2 separate regions of the Homo sapiens genome follow, and region 2 is linked to region 1. Evidence: read pairs that join two places in POLR2A ChIA-PET (ENCODE). Cell type or tissue: endothelial cell of umbilical vein. All regions are shown on one strand. Links, peaks and the distances in the headings refer to the core of each region. The heading gives the core; the rest is flanking DNA.

Region 1 (2,901 bases), core at 151-2,650:
CGGTGGCCCACGCCTGTAATCCCAGCACTTTGGGAGGCCAAGGCAGGCAGATCACTTGAGGTCAGGAGTTCGAGACCAGCCTGGCCAATATGGTGAAACTCCGTCTCTACCAAAAATATAAAAAATTAGCTGGGTGTGGGCTTGGCACAGTAGTTCATGCCTGTAATCACACCACTTTGGGAGGCCGAGGTGGGCGGATCACCTGAGGTCAGGAGTTTGAGACCAGCCTAGCCAACATGGTGAAACCCCGTCTCTACTAAAAATACAAAAATTAGCCAGGCATGGTGGTGGTGGGCGCCTGTAATCCCAGCTACTCAGGAGGCTGAGGCAGGAGAGTTGCTTGAACCCAGGGTACAGTGAGCCAAGACCATGCCACTGCACTCCAGCCTGGGCTACAAGAGAGAAACTCCATCTCAAAATAAATAAATAAATAAAAAGCTAGGTGTGGTGGCACAAGCCTGTAATCCCAGCTACTCGGGAGGCTGAGGCAGGAGAATTGCTTGAACCCGGGAAAGTGGAGGTTGCAGTGAGCCGAAATCGTGCCACTACACTCCAGCCTGGTCGGCAGAGTGAGACTCTGTTTCAAAAAAAAAAAAAAAAAAAAAAAAGAATGAATAAGGTTTGAGGCAGCAGCGTGGGATAGGGCTGGAGGCCTCTCAAGGGGCAGGATCTGGGCCAGGGCGCACTGCCAGAGCAGCTGAGCCAGGGAGTGGGTGCTGACTTCTTTCTCTTTCTCTAAGCTAGGTGCTCTCTGCCCAGTAAAGTCCGGGTGGAGAGCGGTTCTGTGCCTGGCCCTGGTGTCAGCAGACCTGGGTGAATGAGGGCTTAGCTCACACAAGCTGTGCGACCTTGGGTAAGTTGCTTCGCCTCTCTGAGTCTCAGATTTTTCATCTGTTAACTTAGGGTAAAAATCCCACCTCGTGGGATTGCTGTGAGGGCTGATGAAATTAATATATGCAAAATCACTGGCACGTAGTAGGTACTCAACTTAGGACTAAAAATAAATAATAGTGATAGTGAACACAAACAGGTATGATGTGTTATTACTCCACCACAGCTTCCCGACAGCCACAGGGAAGTCTGAGAACTTCCGTTCAACAGATGCATATAAAGCACCTACTGTGTGCCAGTGTGAACAAGACAAATGTGCCAATCCTTGAGTCAGCGCTGTATTCAGTCACAGTTGCTCAGAGCCCCCCTAACTGTACCCTCCAGGTCTGGCCTTGGAGAGGGTGGCTCAGAAAGGACAGCCTGCTATCACCTTGGATGCCCTGGTGCCAGGTGTGTGCCTGCCCTTGTGTGGAGAAGGAAAGGCGGATCTGCCTGTGCCAGGCTCTGGGGTCCCGTCCTGTGTGGCCTGGGCTTGTAAAGGCAGTGGTGTCCTTCTCTTCTTCCTGTCACGGAGTGACTGGATCTGGCTTGGAAGGAGGGCTCTGACTCACTATGACGCAGGATGCTCCGTCATGGCAGCTGATGCTCCCTGCTGGCAGCCTGACAGCTTTGGGGGTAGATGGGACAGGGAGAGGGACACTTGAGAAGACGACAGGGCAGCTCACAGGGGAGAGGATGCCTGGTCACCCCACTGTGCCCCATTTAGCCTAAGCCAGGGACAGGAGGGCAGGGCAAGGCAGTGGCCCCACCTAGGGTCCCTTGCTGACCCACTCAGAGATGTGGCTGGGCTGGAGATCTGGCTCTCCAGCCTCTGGTGTTCATGCTGGTCAGTTCCACATTGACTCAATCCTCTCCTTGTACACATTGGCACTCAGAGAGGGGCAGGGGCTTGCCCAAGGTCACACAGCAAATCAGTGGTAGAGCGGGGACTAGAACCCAGGTCTCCTGCCTCTCAGCCCAGCCCTGGCACCAGCCTGAGACCAGGCCACGCAGGGCCGGTGGCTCTCCTTGCACGCTCACATTCACCTTGGAATTCTGCTGAAGTAGACGATGTCCAGACAGCTCTGAGCTGTGTGGTTGTCCTCCCCGGGGCCACACTGTCCTTTCCCAGTTCACCCCATAGCCCATCTGCCCTGTGACCTTCCACTGCCCGCCCCCAGGGCCCTCTTTGCCATGCCGCTGCTGGGCTAGAGTGGAGAGGAGAGAGTGTCCAGGCTGTGCCCTTCACACCTAGCAGCCCATTCTCTTGCCATGATTTCGGGGATCCAGGCAGAACCCCCACTCCGGTGGCCTTGCTCCGAGCATGCATCAGCCCTGAGTGCCTGGCCCTGATTGGCTGGGCACTGGAGCGTGAAGAGGAGCTGCTGCAGGGTTTGATCAGAGAAAGATTAATCAAGGCCAACCATTACAGCGATGAATCAGACCAGGCCCTGCCCTGGCAGCCCTGGGGGTGGGGCGGGGACGCTGCAGGAGCCACGTGCATAAATAGCGCAGGGTCAGGGTGGACAGTGCTGCATCTCCATGCCAGCCAAGTGTGTGACAGGAGAGTCACTTCTGCCAAGGGCTATGGGGATGGCTTTCAGGCGATCGTGACCCTAGAAGCGGATTTTGAAGGTCGAGTGGGCTGTTGGTGGTAGAAGGCTCTGTGTGCACAAATGTTTGGAGGCAGGGGGCCACAGCAGACTGGCATATATGACATCCAGGGACCAGTGGGAGAGGGTGGGGCTGGACCCCTTCCCCAGGCCCCAAACATCGCAAGAAGGGCAGAGCTTGAAAAGCAGAAAGAGAACAGCATCAGAAGCCAGTCAGATCTGGGTTTGAATCCTGTGCCAAAACCAACATGCAGTAGATCCATGCTCAATAAGTATTTGCTGAATGAATGCGAGAAAGTGAGACTTGCCCAAGGTCCCATATCTAGAACGTGGGACTGGTTCAATCAGCCAGGACTGATTCAACCTTTCATTCATCCAGCAATTGCTCACTGAGCACCTGCTGTGTGACAAGCGCAGT
Region 2 (2,901 bases), core at 217-2,716, 320 kb before region 1:
GGGGGCAAAAGTGGTGTCAAGCTTGTATTCTGCCAGCCAACAAGCCCAGAGAGCTGATCTTAGAACTAACAGCCACTATGATTGGCTGGACATGGGTCATGTATACACCAGGCACTGAGAGTGGAAGAGAGGTTCCCCAAACAGAAACTGAGTGCTGTTATCAGAATCAGGGAAAGTAGTGCTGGCTATCAGGAGCCATGGATGTTCCTTGGATTCTCTTGCAGGACAAAGTCACGTCCTTCCCTTCCCTTCAGAACTTTGTCCCTCTTACTAAAACTTCTATCCTTCATGTGGTAGGGAGAGCAAAGGAACTCATCTCTGAACACCTACTGAGCATCAGGTATTTTTACCCACATTTACCCCACCAGATTCTTGCTATGAAGCCACAAGGGACAAACCTGGGTTGGCAACCCCTCGGTTGCAAGAGGAAACTGAGGCCCAGAGAGAAGTGATTTGCCCAAGGCTGGCAAGTGGCAGAGCTGGAATCACTCCCAGATACTGATGTTACTCACAGCTGTATCTGTGTCCCCATCTGACCCGGCCACCATGGGGGAGCTCCCTTTTCTCTATGCTGCTCCTCTCCCCGCCCTGCCTAGCACAGGGCCCCACACACAGCAGCGCCCAGGAAATAAGCATTGGACTGACCTGACTCCAAGCAGGTAGGGTGGAAGATGGAGGATGGAGGAAGGAGCTGGGAGGCCCAAGGGGCTTCTGAGGCTGTCTGCCAAGCTGACCTCTGACCTTTAAAGCCCATGTTTTCCCTTCTGCCCCCTTTCCCTGGGAATATTCGTCCCTATTCTCACACTGGCTCCTCCCCATCTCAGCTTAACCCTCACCTCCTCAGAGAGGATTTCCCCCCACACCCCACACCCCACACCCACCCCACCCCCTTTTGTCTCAGACCCCTTGTCCATTCCTTCATAGCACCTTTTACTATTGGTTATTGTTATGTTAATTTGCTTTATGGTTTGCTCTACCCAATCTCCCTGTAAGGACTGTGGGGACAAGGACTGATCATGTCTGATTTGATCCCGTCGGCTCCTTGACTCATGCATTGCACACAGTAGGTGCCCGGTCAGTGTCTGCTCAGTCAAAGCTCTCCACTGTGGAGGTGCCACCCCCGCCCCGGCAAGCAGACTTGCCCTCAAACCTCTCTTCCACCCCTTCCCTGCCACTCAGGGTCTCAGCTGCCACCATCCTAATAGAAGATTGAGCCCCTTGCCTGCTGGAGCCATCTAAGGGAGAAGAAAGCCGTTGTGAGCCTGGCAGGGAGGGCGGAGGGCAGCAGAGCCTCTGAGCTGGCAGACAAAGGGCGTGTGTTCTCATCCAGCGCACTTCCTGGGTTTCCGTTGCAGGAAGTTTGGCACCTGCCGATCGGTGACATCGACACCCGAGCTGCTGCGGGCCAGGACGAATCCCTCCATCCGGGAGCAGTGGTGGCGGTGGAACAGGTGGCCTGGGGTGCTGGAGGCAGGTAAGCAGAGGCAGTTGAACCCCTCATTCCCCTTGGACTGTCCCAGAGCAAATGTGGGAAGCCTGGGTCCTAGACTAAGTCAGTGTGACCTTGAACAAGGCCCCAAATCAACTCTTCGTTGCCTCACTATCCCACCTGGGGGTGCAACAGGTGGTTCAGGGGCTGTCATGGAGGTGAGGGCAGGCAGCTCCACTTTTATCTCTTAAATAAACTTCTGGGTCACTAAGCATTTGCAAAGGGGTTCTACAGCCAAAAGCGCCTGAAAACCCCCAGATCGCACCTTCCTCCTTTGAGTCCTTCCCGTCTCTGTCGTTCAGAGGGTATGGGGAAGTCTCCTCCAAAGGGTGCTGCAAAGCTGGAGTTTTGGGGGGCAGGGGCAGGATATCACTGCCAAGCCAGGAATGAGCCGAGCAGGGACTCAGACAGCCTTGAGTCCCAGCCTCGCCCTGCTGCACAGAACTCTCAGCACCTCCAAGCCCCAGCTTCCGATTCTGTAAAGGATGGCACTGGTACCTGTTCTTGAGACTAGCAGAGCTGTGTGCCCAGGGACACAGCGGCTCTGGTTTGAATTTGGCTCTGCCATTTGCCCCTAGTGTGGCCTTGAGCCTCTCGGGGCCTCAGTGTCCTTGACCGTGAACAGGAATCATCAGCCCTGGTGCTCATGGCTCTTGTGGGATTAGGATGGGGATGAGGATGGGTACCAGCACCTAGAAAGCCCCTATCAATGGCAGCTCCTGGGACTGCTGCTGTTACTGCAGCTTGGCTGAGAGGATCAAATGGGAAAAGGGGCGACAAGAGGGATGGGAGGGGCGATGATCAGTGGGTGAGGGCGGAGGCAGCCTCCTCTGACCCTCATAAACCAGCCTCCCTCAGAAACAGCCCCAGAGCCACCCTGGAGGGGTGACTGTAGCTGAGGGGTTGCAGGACGGGCCAGATCCTGTCTGGCCACCCCGCAGATGGCGCTGGGTCCAGCGCTCCTCAAGCCTCAGCCACTGTGGCTTTAATCAAAAGAACAATCTGTCTGCCTCTGAATCAGACCCAGATTCCTTTCCCCACAATGTCCCTGAGGCCTCCAGGGACCCAGGCAGTCCATCCCGGCCCCATCCCGGGCCCCAGAGTCCAGGCTCTGCCTCCCCTCCCGCTCCCGTCCTAATTGCTCCAGCTGGGAGGGGGAGGGTCACTGGATGTGGAGGGAGGGGTTCAGCCACAGGGCCAGCCGGGCCCTGCCTTCCAGAGCTCCTGGAGCGGCCTGTCCCCCGGGACACCGGGACCCACCTGCAGAGGGCTTACCGCTCAGGAGAGCAGAACAAGGTGACCTGCTCCACTGGGGGTCTCCGAGACCCCCACCCTCAGGAACACTCCCGGAAAAAGCCCCCAACCCAGCATATATTAACCACTATTAATCACAGTCCTGGCTGTAACTGTCA

The links. ChIA-PET counts read pairs that join two places held together with the same protein. Peaks named below come from ENCODE experiments on the same cell type or tissue, not always from the same donor. Only the 100,000 strongest peaks of a DNase experiment are listed, where the experiment ranks them.
Region 2: POLR2A ChIA-PET joins it to region 1 with 5 read pairs; 1 of 35 experiments calls an interaction of 5 or more read pairs at or near these places.

The regions. Positions count from the first base shown.
Region 1 is chr1:16,074,750-16,077,650 of GRCh38, forward strand. No RefSeq gene overlaps it. Among named protein-coding and RNA genes, the nearest start is that of FAM131C, 2.5 kb to the left of the region's middle. In endothelial cell of umbilical vein, for the core only: no CTCF peak of the experiment used is centred there; a DNase peak (open chromatin) is centred at 1,452; H3K27ac peaks cover 467 bases.
Region 2 is chr1:15,755,259-15,758,159 of GRCh38, forward strand. It overlaps a transcript of FBLIM1 not described here. Among named protein-coding and RNA genes, the nearest start is that of FBLIM1, 2.1 kb to the right of the region's middle. RefSeq lists an enhancer at 890-1,669. In endothelial cell of umbilical vein, for the core only: no CTCF peak of the experiment used is centred there; DNase peaks (open chromatin) are centred at 1,293 and 2,553; H3K4me3 peaks cover 184 bases; H3K27ac peaks cover 2,234 bases.